Linked DNA regions of Homo sapiens: region 1 is linked to region 2. Evidence: chromatin contacts called from ENCODE Hi-C or POLR2A ChIA-PET data. All regions are on one chromosome and are shown on one strand. Each heading gives the region's core, a stretch centred on a gene start or an enhancer-like site at or near the end of the contact. The rest is flanking DNA. Distances are from core to core; before and after follow the strand shown.

Region 1 (5,609 bases), core at 230-2,729, 140 kb after region 2:
AAATTTTTCATCAGCTCTTGTTTCCTCTCATTCTTTTTGACCTTGTAGATTTATCCTTTTTTCTTAATTTATTCTCACTTAATGGGATTTCAGGAGCATATTGACTAAGTTTTCATTTTTACATGTATACTGGGGAGTATGACATAGACATCTCTGTACTTAGATATTACTGATGTAAGTCTACTTTGAATCAAATGAACAGATGTTTAAAAAGTATTGTTCCCAATTGTTTTAATGATTTCTTCCTGTGAGTTGGGGTGGTGCTGCCCATCACCAACTCAGGACGGTATTTGAAAATACCTGGAAAAATTGTAACAATGTCTGGAAAACACTGCAGATATTTAATTGGCAGAGGTCAGGGATGATTAACATTGCGAAATGTGAGGGACGGTCCTACACAGTGAAAAATTAATTCAATCCCAAATGGCAAGAAGAAGACAGGAGGTGTATTAACCTGGAAAAACTGTGCCAGAAGGACAGGGACATAGAACTGGGGGTGATGCACCATTCTGGAATTGGGATTAAGTAGAAGTGCACAAACTAAATGGCGAGACCTCCCCCAGCTTCTTTCCTCCACTTAGCCTAAAGGAATAGACCTAAAGATTTTGACAGTTGGGGTACATAATGAAACCACCAACTCACTTTCATTGTACAGTAGCCCTTGCTGGTTGCCTAACCCCTGCTATTATAAATAATGCCAAAATAAGCATCACTGTACATGTCTCTTTGTGTACCTGTTATAGGAGTTATCCTAGGATAATATCTATTAATTTTTCAAAATTATAACCCACAATAAGTAATTTTATATCATAACCTTATATACACATACACATGCCATATGTCTTTGTGTGTGGTATATCTACATCTATATATAATAAAAAAGTTTTGCAAAACTACACTTAGTATATAGATGCACACTGATCTTTTTAGCTTGTTAAAAGTTGGTCTCATTACGTCTCATTTAGATACAGAAAATACATATATTAGGTAATACATAGAGGTGAATATATGTAAAATCAGGATTCTAGGCCCAAGGCATATTTATTTTCAACATGAACAAATACTGTAAAATTATTCTACAGAACAATTGTTCCAAGTTGTACCTCCACCAGCAATGAGTAATGACTTCAATTTGTGTTTCCAAACTCATTTACCAATTTAATAGGTAGAAGTGGCATCTGTGACAGACACAGACACTGTATATATACTGACCCCATCTTTATTTCTAAAACTTTAAAAATTCCTGTCTCCACTATGGAAACCTTAAAAGGTCGAAAGTTTATTCCCTAGGAGAGGAATCCAAGTTTCCAGATACCAATCATGGGCCAGTCTTGCAAGGAGGCCTTTGTAAGGATAGCCATCTCAAGCCTGATATGTTAACTCTTTTCTGCATGGTCCACTCCCTTGGCATTTAGCCAAGGTACCTTGACAGCTAAGCCCTTTAGAGGTCCAGAATGTGGCCAGTTAAAACAAATTTCATTGATTATAAAGGTCTATCATAGAAAGCCAGGTGGCTTCCGCCTTCAGTTTCTGCATTTTAGTTTCGTTTTTATCTGGCCTGAAGATAAATTTGGACAGCACATATCTGGTTAAGTTGAATCATCTAGTTCTTCAGGCTTTTCAGAAGTGTCCTGATAATCAGGGTACACATGAAAGGAGTGCATTTCCAGAGGACACTCATAGTACCTGATATGGTTTGGATCTGTGTCTCTACCAAATCTCTTGTTGAATTGTAATCTGTAATGTTGAAGTTGGGCCTGGTGGAAGGTGATTGGATCATGGGGGCGAATTTCTCATGAATGGTTTAGCACCATCCCCTTGCTGTGATAAAGAGTGAGTTTTTGTGAGATCTGGTTGTGTAAAAGTGTGTAGCACCTTCCCCCTTGCTCTTTCTCTTGCTCCTGCTCCCACCATGTGAAGTGTCTGCTCCTCCTTTCCCTTCCGCCATGATTGTAAGTTTCCTGAGGCCTCTCCAGAAGTGGAGCAGATGCGGTCATCATGCTTCCTGTACAGCCTGCAGAACCATGAGCCAGTTTAACCTCTTTTCTTTATAAACTTCTCAGTCTCAGGTATTTATAGCACTGTGAAAATGGACTAATACAGTACTCCTGGAAACAAAGAATTCACAATTGTTAGGATACTCCAAACAGGACATATGCAGACAGTCCTTGACTTAATGATTATTTGAATTACAGTTTTTTGACTTGGTTTACAGGGGTATTAAATGCATTTTTGACTTGTGGTTTTGATTTACAGTGGCTTTATTCAGATATAACCCCATCATAAGTCGAGGAGCATCTGTATTAGTCAGGCAGTCCCCAGTATGAACTCTTACCATTGGGTCTCCTGCCCAAGGGTTTCCAGTCCAATTAATTCAGTTTGGTATTTGGCTTCAAGAATGCCTAAATACAGTCAGTTCCAAACAGATTTGCATGTCCATGTTACGAGTTCATTTGCCTCACATCTATGGATGACAATATTTATGGATGTTCTGTGTGAAAGTGCAGGGAGTGGGCGTGGAGGCTCATACCTGTAATCCCAGCAGTTTGGGAGGCCAGTGCCAGAGGATCGCTTGAGGGCAAGAGTTCAAGACCAGCCTGGGCAACATAGGGAGACCTCTTCTCTACTAAAAATAAAAAAAAATAGGCCAGGCATGGTAGCTCACGCTTGTAATCCCAGCACTTTGGGAGGCCGAGACAGGTGGATCACCTGAGGTCAGGAGTTCGAGGCCAACCTGGCCAACATGGTAAAACCCTGTCTCTACTCAAAATACAAAAATTAGCCCAGCGTGGTGGCAGGTGTTTATAGTCCTAGCTACTCAGGAAGCTGAGGCAGGAGAATCGCTTGAACCTGGGAGGCGGAGGTTGCAGTGAGCAGAGATCGTGCCACTGCATTCCAGCCTGGGCAACAAAAGTGAAACTCTGTGTCAAAAAAAAAAAAAAAAGTTACCCAGGCATGATGATGCGTGTCTGTGGTCCTAGCTACTCAGGAGGCTAAGGTGGGAAGAGTGCTTGAGCCCAGGAGTTCAAGGTTTCAGTGAGCTATGATCACACCACTGTACTCCAGCCTGGGCTACAGAATGAGACCCTGTCTCAAAATAAATAAATAATAAAATAAAGAATTTTTTAAAAAAGGAAAAAGAAAATGCAGAAGCTGGGCCAGCCTCTGCTGTCTCGTAGTCAGGGCTGTTAGGTGTAATCATAGGCTCAGCAGTCGGTTTGAGTTCAAAGTGCTGAAGACATTTAGGAAGGCAGCATGGAGAAGTTTTCCTTCAGGAAGAGAGGAACCCTTCCAAAAACAGTTCTGAAAAACAAATCATTTCCTATGCCTCCCTAGGTGCCAGGTTTTTGTTTTATGTCTTGTTACAAAATGTGTCCCATTTAACAATCTTAACTTTATAGTTTTCCAGCTATCTCTTGTTCTCACCCAGACTTTTTATCCCAAAAGGTTGAGTGCAAGAGGGACAAAAGCATTTTCTTAGAACAATATATTTATATAATTTGACCAGAAAGACACATTATATTCAGGAATTGGTCAGGATGAACTCTGAATTTTCAAAAATTTTTGTAATGAATTTACATAACTTCCCCACTCTTTTTTTCCTAACCAATTATCTGGTGAGCAGCCTAGGAAAAAATCCCATTTTGGGGAAAGCTTCCTTTAGTAATCAAACTGTCCCACTAAGATGTGTGTGCGAGGAGAAAGGTAAGGGAAGTAGACTCAGGTTTATCAGTCTATTGTTGTAAGTTGCAATGAATCAAGAAACCCAAACACAAGGCAAAAGCAGTGAGACATCCCCTAGAGCAGTGGTCCCCAACCTTTTTGGTACTAGAGACCGCTTATGTGAAGACAGTTTTTCCACGTACAGCAGAGTGGGGATGGTGTCGGGATGAAACTGTTCCACCTCAGATCATCAGGCATAATGAGCATACAGCCTAGATCCTTTGTGTGTGCAGTTCACAATAGGGTTTGCACTCCTATGAGAATCTAATGCTGCACTGATCTGACATGAGGCAGAACTCAGGGGGTAATGTTCACTTGCCCGCTGCTCACCTCGTGCTGTGTGGCCTGGTTCCTAACAGGCCATGGACAGGTACCAGGCTACAACCTGGGGTTTGGGGACCCCTGCCCTAAAGGGAGTCCAGAATCCAGTCTGTCAGGAATAGGTGTGGAGGGATCATACTTCTTGTGATGTGCGCCAACTTGTAGCTTTTGGCAGGAATCACAAATTAAGAATGCAATTAGCCACTTAATCAGAAATATAGAGTCGATCAGCAGCTCAATTTTAGATTGTCCCATCAGAGAATAAGTCCTTTCCTGTGGGCATTTGGATGTGACCCAGACAATCCAGCTGGCATCTACTGATGTTTTTCATAGTTTAGGGCCCACAGAGGGGTGTCCTAAATTTGCAGCAGTCCCAGAGTCACAGTTCTATTCATTGAGCCTGTTCCTGCTTTTAGTTCAGCAGAGCTCATGCTGAGAGGCTGAAACAGCCCATATCAGACAGCATGAGGTTTTAGCTAATAGGCCCAGGTAATTAGGACCTGTGAATTTAACATTCCCAAAAAGCTTGCAGTTAGTCTTTGCAGCAAGAAAGCTGAGACTCTGTAAAACCAGACAGCTGTGTTCCATGTCCAAGTGACAAGGCTTTTTCTTAAGCCTTTTTTATCCTGGCAACCTTAGAGTCCAAATTGACCCACTCAAAAAACAAACAAACAAGCACACACACACACATACACACACACATCAGGGTGAAAAATTGTCAGCCTCTACGGGTCAGAATCTGATTTTACAAGAGCTCATTAGTAAATAAAAACTGGTTTTTAAAACTAAATGTGTATCTACATCTGGAAATTGCTTCTCTTTAACTGCAGACATTCTAGTAGGCAAAAATCATCAGCTATGGAGACTTATTCTGTTTCTGATATTCAGAGTGTTCTGCTCACCAGTAGCAGAAAGCAAGGGAGTTTTGTCCCATTAACTGTTCTTCTTTTCAGCTTTCCTGATTGGGATGATCCCTCTAGCATTTATGAAATTACAAGCATATAACATTTTACATCACTTTCATCATACATCCAGATGCAATGCCCACAAAATACAAAATGATTCTGTGAAAATTTCCTTTTTCCTTATAATAATTACATGTTTATTTAAACTCCTAGCAGTAAATTTCTCATTTATAGATTCATATTACAGTGGTGGAGGTGGGAGGATTTGTGTAGATCTTGGATGGAAACGCAAGGGTGATGGGGTTGGTGTAGCAGCAGCTAGGCTTAAGAAACGTTTGGAGGGCACCCCCCCCCCCTTTTTTTCCTCTTGAGTTTTAAGCTTTACTCCAGCCTTGGGAGTTGATTTAACCTTTATCCCTGGCACTTGGAGGAGAAAACAGTGTAAGCTTTTAACATTTTTTGCCCACTCAGTGCTCACTTTTAGTAATATTTGGACTCTTTCTCCTCCTATCTCAGGAAAGAACAAAAACAAAAGACATCACCTTGGATGTATCCCCCAACCCCCAACTTTAGCCAAAATTGCCAAAGCAGCCAAGGGATCAGCAGGTGAACTCTCCCAGCATTGGATCTATCATTCTCAAATCTCGCTGACAACTTTTA
Region 2 (5,705 bases), core at 212-2,711:
ATCATTTCCTTAAAGATCCCATGTGTAGGAAAAAAATAAATAAATAAATAACTCTTTCTTATGCCTGGTATGGTTCAAACAAAAATTATTTTAAAAGCTACTTGGTCAAAAGTTTGTACATTGCATTGTCAGTAAAAGGGTAGTTTTCAAAAGCTACTTATTGCTGACTGTAAAAGGCACAATCAAATAACATTTGGGAGATTGAAAGCTAGGTTAATAAGGCTGTTAAATTGAAGAAAATGATTTTTTTTTTTTTTGAGACGGAGTCTCATTCTGTCGCCCAGACTGGAGTCCAGTGGCGCAATCTCGGTTTACTGCAACCTCCGCCTCCTAGGTTCAAGTGATTCTCGGGCCTCAGCTTCCCAAGCAGCTGGGACTACAGGCGTGTGCCACCACATCCAGCTAATTTTTGTTTTGTTTTGTTGTATTTTAGTAGAGATGGGGTTTCTCCATGTTGTTCAGGCTGGTCTGGAACTCCTGACCTCAGGTGATCCGCCCGCTTCGGCCTCCCGAAGTGCTGGGATTACAGGCGTGAGCCACTGCTCCCGGCCGAGAAACTGTTACATTATTAGCATCAGAGGAAGGCCCTTACCACACTCCAGTCACTACCATTACCACACTCTACACATCCTCCTTAATATGGGTATAAACCACCATTAGGGGCACTGCTACAGCCCACAGAACACTGAACCACACAGGGCAGCCTCCAGGATGACGGGCCAGCTGCCAACAGCATCTCCGTCAGGACCCCCACCAAGGGCCCCAACGACCACCGGGTCGTTCAAACCCACAGCCGCCAATCCAGCCACCGCCACTAGGGGCACCACTGCTGCGGTCAGTACAGACCGCTACAACCACAAATGCCGCAACCACGACCCCGTCTAGGATCAGATACACAGCCGGGGAGGCCAGCACCGCCCCCCAACACAAGGCAATGGCGGGTGCTACAGCCAGCGCCACCAGCAGCAGTGCCGCCGCCGCAGCCACTACTCCAGCCCCCAGCGCGCCTGCCACCAAAGCCACGCCAAGCATGGCCGCAGTCGCCCCCGCCCTTGCCATCCACTGAGCCGGTCGGGGCCACGGAGCCGCCCACGCCAGCCCTTCGGCCGCCTCAGCTGCGGCGCGCGCCCCACTCAGACCCTAAAGAATGTACGTACCACCCCTGCGGGCAGCTGGACCAGGTGGCCGGCGGCCAGACGGATCAGGTAGACCAGGCTGAGGGTGAAGGCGCAGGCGATCAGCAGCATGGACAAGAGGTTGCCGCCTGTCACCTTCTCCATCGCCTGGCCCAGCACCGACCCACCCGCCTGCAGCAAGCCCAGCAGCAGCATCCCAGCCGCCGCCGCCATTCACTCCGTCGGAAACACTGAAGGCCGAGGTCGCCACCGCTCCTCCCAATCGACGGAACGAGAGAAGCTGGCAGATGGTCGTCCACAGGGGGCCTTGCCCCAGGTCTCCTACTAAACCCAGCCCCACCCCTCGGGTCCCACGCGCGCCACCCCGTGCGTCACAGAATGGGGCGGGATGTTCCGCTGGCCACGCCCCTTAAATAACACTCTGTGAAGCCGTGGTCTTCTTGCGCGGGATAGGGCACCTGAGGAAGCGGGCTGCGCCTGTGGCACAGTGGTACGGGGCCGGAAGATAACTTACCTGAAGAGGCGATCAATCCCTGAGAATCGCGGGCGACCCGTTTTTTGTGTGCCCGGGTGCGGGGTGCCGGGACACGGCGTTGAAGGCGCTGAGCGGAGGGATCTCAGGGCGAGCTCGAGCGGCGACGGCGCGCTCTGTGATTGCACCGCGAGCGCCTGAGGTGATCTCGGCCTACATCGCGTCAGCGGGGCCTTGGGCGTGAGCACCGCCCCCTGTCCGGACGCAGGGTACTGGGGCACCTCGAACTGTGGCACCTCACCCTTCTCCGGGGCCACGTCTTGGGGACTCCGACAGCCCCAAATAAGCCCTCGGGGACTGGGGTTGTGAAAAGCGAGGTCGTGAAGACGCCGGCCTCATACCGAAGGGTAGGACGGTGAGGTCAGCCCCGTCCCACTCCAACTAAAATCAACCTGACAGGTATTAATATGCCACCATGAAGTTAACAAATGTTGGTGATTAAGTATGCTAGGTTTTACGAAAACAGATTTTCCAAAATAAATGTACATGTTTTAGGACGTCGCGAGCCGTTTGAGGCAGCATTCCCCAAGGACGCCACTTAGTCTGTAGGTTTAGCGGCTAGAAAGATTCAGAAGCTGAGTTCAGTCCTGCCGCCACAATCAATCTTCGCTCCTATGGCTTCACAGAAGCGTCTCCCATGACTACCAAATTTAACTCCTTCCAGATCACCCACGGGAGCACCTGACCGGATTCATTTATTTAATCAATGTTAAGAACTAGGTTTTGTGCTAAGCTAGGGGATAGAGCAGCGAATGAGACAAAACTGCAAGGCCCTGGGGGAATTAGTAGGAATATCCAGTGAAAGGGAAATTAATGAATTTTATAAGTATACTAATCAAGAAGTATATTCTTTTCCTTTGAGGTAGAATGTAATATAGCACCTCCCCTACCCAAGGCCTGGGTTAAGAGTATATTAACTGCTTATTTCTCCCCTATGCGTGGAGAGGCTTATCTGTGTTCCATCGTTTCACATTCCTTGAGGCACAGCGAGTTCTTGCTTCCCTCCCTAGCGCTGCTGTAAAGTCACAAAACTGATTAGCAAGTGTTACAAAAGCATGTATTCCCAAGGACGTAAGACATATGGTGTAACAAATGTAAGAGTAATTTACTGCCTTTGTTCTTGCTTCTGCAAGTACACTTCATGCAACACGTAACTCCCAACACAAACTGCTTAAAAGGTGATTGATCCCTTTGTTCGGGGCTCAGACTTTCTGGACCCTAGTCCGACTGAGCCGGTGATCACCTTAATAATAAAGGCTCTCCTGAACTCTGCTCGGTCTCTCCCGTCTATGATTTGTCCCGCAACACCAGTTGCCTGCGGAACACCTCTACCTAGAGAGCTAACACTCATCCCCGGTCAGTAAATCCAAAACTAAACCCGTTGCCTCCTCCTACCAACCTGTCCCTCCTATAATGCCTGTGAAGAAAAGGCATCACTGTGCACACTGTTGCCCTCTCCATGCTTCATCTAATCAGTCATCAGATCCTATAATTCTACCACCTTAAAAGTTTCACCGTTTCTTCCGTCCAGTCGCGGTGGCTCACGCCTGTAATCCCTGCACTTTGGGAGGCCGAGGCGGGAGGATCACCTGAGGTCAAGAGTTCGAGACCAGCCTCACCAACATGATGAAACCTCGTCTCTACTAAAAATACAAAATATTAGCCGGACGTGGTGGCAGACGCCTTTAATCCCAGCTACTCGGGAGGCTGAGGCAGGAGAATCACTTGAACCTGGGAGGCAAAGGTTGCAGTGAGCCGAGATTGCGTCACTGTACTCCAGCCTGGGCAACAAGAGCAAAACTCTGTCTCAAAAAAAAAAAAAAAAAAAAGAAAGAAACTGTGATATATATAAATATATATTTATATATTTATATATGGAATGGAATGCTACGTGGTCACAAAAAGGAATGAATGAATGGCATTTTCAGCAACCTGGATGGGATTGAAGACTATTATTCTAAGTGAAGTAACTCAGGAATGGAAAACAAAACATCATATGTTCTCACTCCTAAGTGAGAGCTAAGCTATGAGGATGCAAAGGCATAAGAATGACACAATGGACTATGGGGACTCAGGGAAAGGGTGGAAGGGGGTGAGGGATAAAAGATTACAAATTGGGTTCAGTGTATACTACTCGGCGATGGTTGCACCAAAATCTCACAAATCACCACTAAAGAACTTACTCATGTAACCAAATACCACATTTCTTAAAACCCTATGGAAATAAAAAATTAAAAAAGAAAAAAGAACCCAACAGTCTTCTATTAAGCCAGGTGTAAAAGAGATTTACAAAAATCTAAAACTATGCCATTCTTCTCACTAATATTTTATTTTTGAAAATATAGCTATAGGCCGGGTGCGGTGGCTTACTCCTGTAATCCCACCACTTTGGGAGGCCCTGGTGGGTAGATCACAAGTTCAGGAGTTTGAGACCAGCCTGACCAACATGGTGAAACACCATCTCTACTAAAAATACAAAAATTAGCCAGGCATGGTGGCGCGTGCCTGTAATCCCAGCTACTCAGGAGGCTGAGGCAGGAGAATCGCTTGAACTCGCAAGGTGGAGGTTGCAGTGAGCCGAGATTGTGCCACTGCACTCCAGCCTGAGTGACAGAGCAAGACACCGTCTCGAAAAAAAAAAAAAAGAAAATATAGCTATATTCATGAAATGACATTATTTATGTAAATAATTATTTTCAATAAACATTTTCATTTATTTTAATTTGTAATACTGTAAGTTTTGATAGATATAATCCATTTAAAAAAATGACTCTCTAGGGTTCTTAATAATTTATTATTTTAAGTCCTAATGTAACCACCCAAGGGGTTCACCTTGCCTGCTGCCTAGACAGAGCCAATTCATCAAGGCAGGGGAGTTGCAATAAAGTAATTCACGCAGAGCCAGCTGTGTGGGAGACTGGAGTTTTATTACTCAAATCAGTCTCCCTGAGCATTTGGAGAGCAGAGTTTTTAAGGATAACTTGGTGGGTGGGAGTTGGGGGGTAGCCAGTGAGCCAGGTGTGGTGATTGGTCAGGGGTGAAATCACAGGGAGTTGAAGCTGTCTTCCTGCCTTCAGTCAGTTCCTGAGTGGAGGCCACAACATCAGATAAGCCAGTTTATTAGTCGGTGGTGCCAGCTGATCCATCAAGTGCAGGGTCTGCAAAATATCTCAAACACTGATCTTAAGAGCAGTTTAGGGAGGGTCAGAATCTTACAGCCTCCAGCTGCATGACTCCTAAGTCATAATTTTTAATCCTGTGGCTAATGTTAGTATAGTTCCCAGGCAAGAAGGAGGCCTGTTTTGAGAAAGGGCTGTTACTGTCTTTGTTTAAACTATAAACTACAAACTAAGTTAGTTTCTCCCAAAGTTCGTTCAGCCTACACCCAGGAATGAACAAAGACAGCTTGGAGGTTAGAAGCAAGATGGAGTCTGGCTGGGCATGGTGGCTCACACCTGTAATCTCAACATTTTGGGAGGCCGAGGTGGGTGGATCATTTGAGGTCAGGAGTTTGAAACCAGCCTGGCCAACATGGGGAAACCCCATCTCTTCTAAAAATACAAAAATTAGCTGGGCGTGGTGGTGGGCGCCTGTAATACCAGCTACTGAGGAGGCTGAGGCAGGAGAATCACTTGAACCTGGGAGGCAGAGGTTGCAGTGAGCCGAGATAGCACCACTGCACTCCAGCCTGGGCAACACAGTGAGACTCTGTCTCAATAAAAATAAAAATAAAAAAATAAGCAAGATGGAGTTGGTTAAGTTAAATCTCTTTCATTGTCTCAGTCATAATTTTGCAAAGGCGGTTTCAGGTTCCCTTCATAGACACAGAGCAGTTGTCCTGTCTGAAGTTTACCTCTCTGCTGCTCCTCAGTGAATGGGCTTTCTTTAATCCCTCCCCATTAAAAAAAAAAAAAGTCCCATTCCCTTGCAGGAAAACTGTAATGCCTACCCACAGGGATTGGTCTCCCTCTGGCATCCACAGCCCACCCCACAACACTCCAAACCCCAACTCTACCTTTCACCAGCAGAGCAATTCA

What was found. A loop is a pair of places that touch in the nucleus more often than their neighbours do. ChIA-PET counts read pairs that join two places held with the same protein, here RNA polymerase II (POLR2A). Pooled maps may share reads with other maps.
Region 1: a loop to region 2 is called in a map with no recorded cell type, with 4 times the contacts of the local background. The contact joins the enhancer-like site here to the promoter of CYP51A1 in region 2. A Hi-C loop is called at or near these places in 1 of 37 single-sample maps with no recorded cell type and 2 of 50 pooled maps. POLR2A ChIA-PET finds 5 or more read pairs at or near these places in 2 of 52 experiments (OCI-LY7 and WTC11).

Annotation. Positions count from the first base shown.
Region 1 is chr7:92,275,157-92,280,765 of GRCh38, forward strand. All of the region lies in intron 1 of ANKIB1 (ankyrin repeat and IBR domain containing 1), which reads left to right. Among named protein-coding and RNA genes, the nearest start is that of ANKIB1, 32 kb to the left of the region's middle. Within about 2 kb of position 1,480, at least 2 of the 41 ENCODE cell types and tissues checked have a DNase peak (open chromatin) inside an H3K27ac peak, as active enhancers do; they include OCI-LY7, where a contact is called at or near this core.
Region 2 is chr7:92,133,016-92,138,720 of GRCh38, forward strand. CYP51A1 (cytochrome P450 family 51 subfamily A member 1) reads right to left here and starts at 1,462. Exons shown (of 10, transcript NM_000786.4): 1 at 1,158-1,462. The coding sequence starts at 1,349. It overlaps CYP51A1-AS1 (CYP51A1 antisense RNA 1), which reads left to right and starts at 1,548. Exons shown (of 3, transcript NR_122110.1): 1 at 1,548-2,067. RefSeq lists enhancers at 797-1,623, 798-847, 1,008-1,057, 1,428-2,087, 1,624-2,450 and silencers at 4,427-4,627, 4,607-4,807, 4,827-5,027.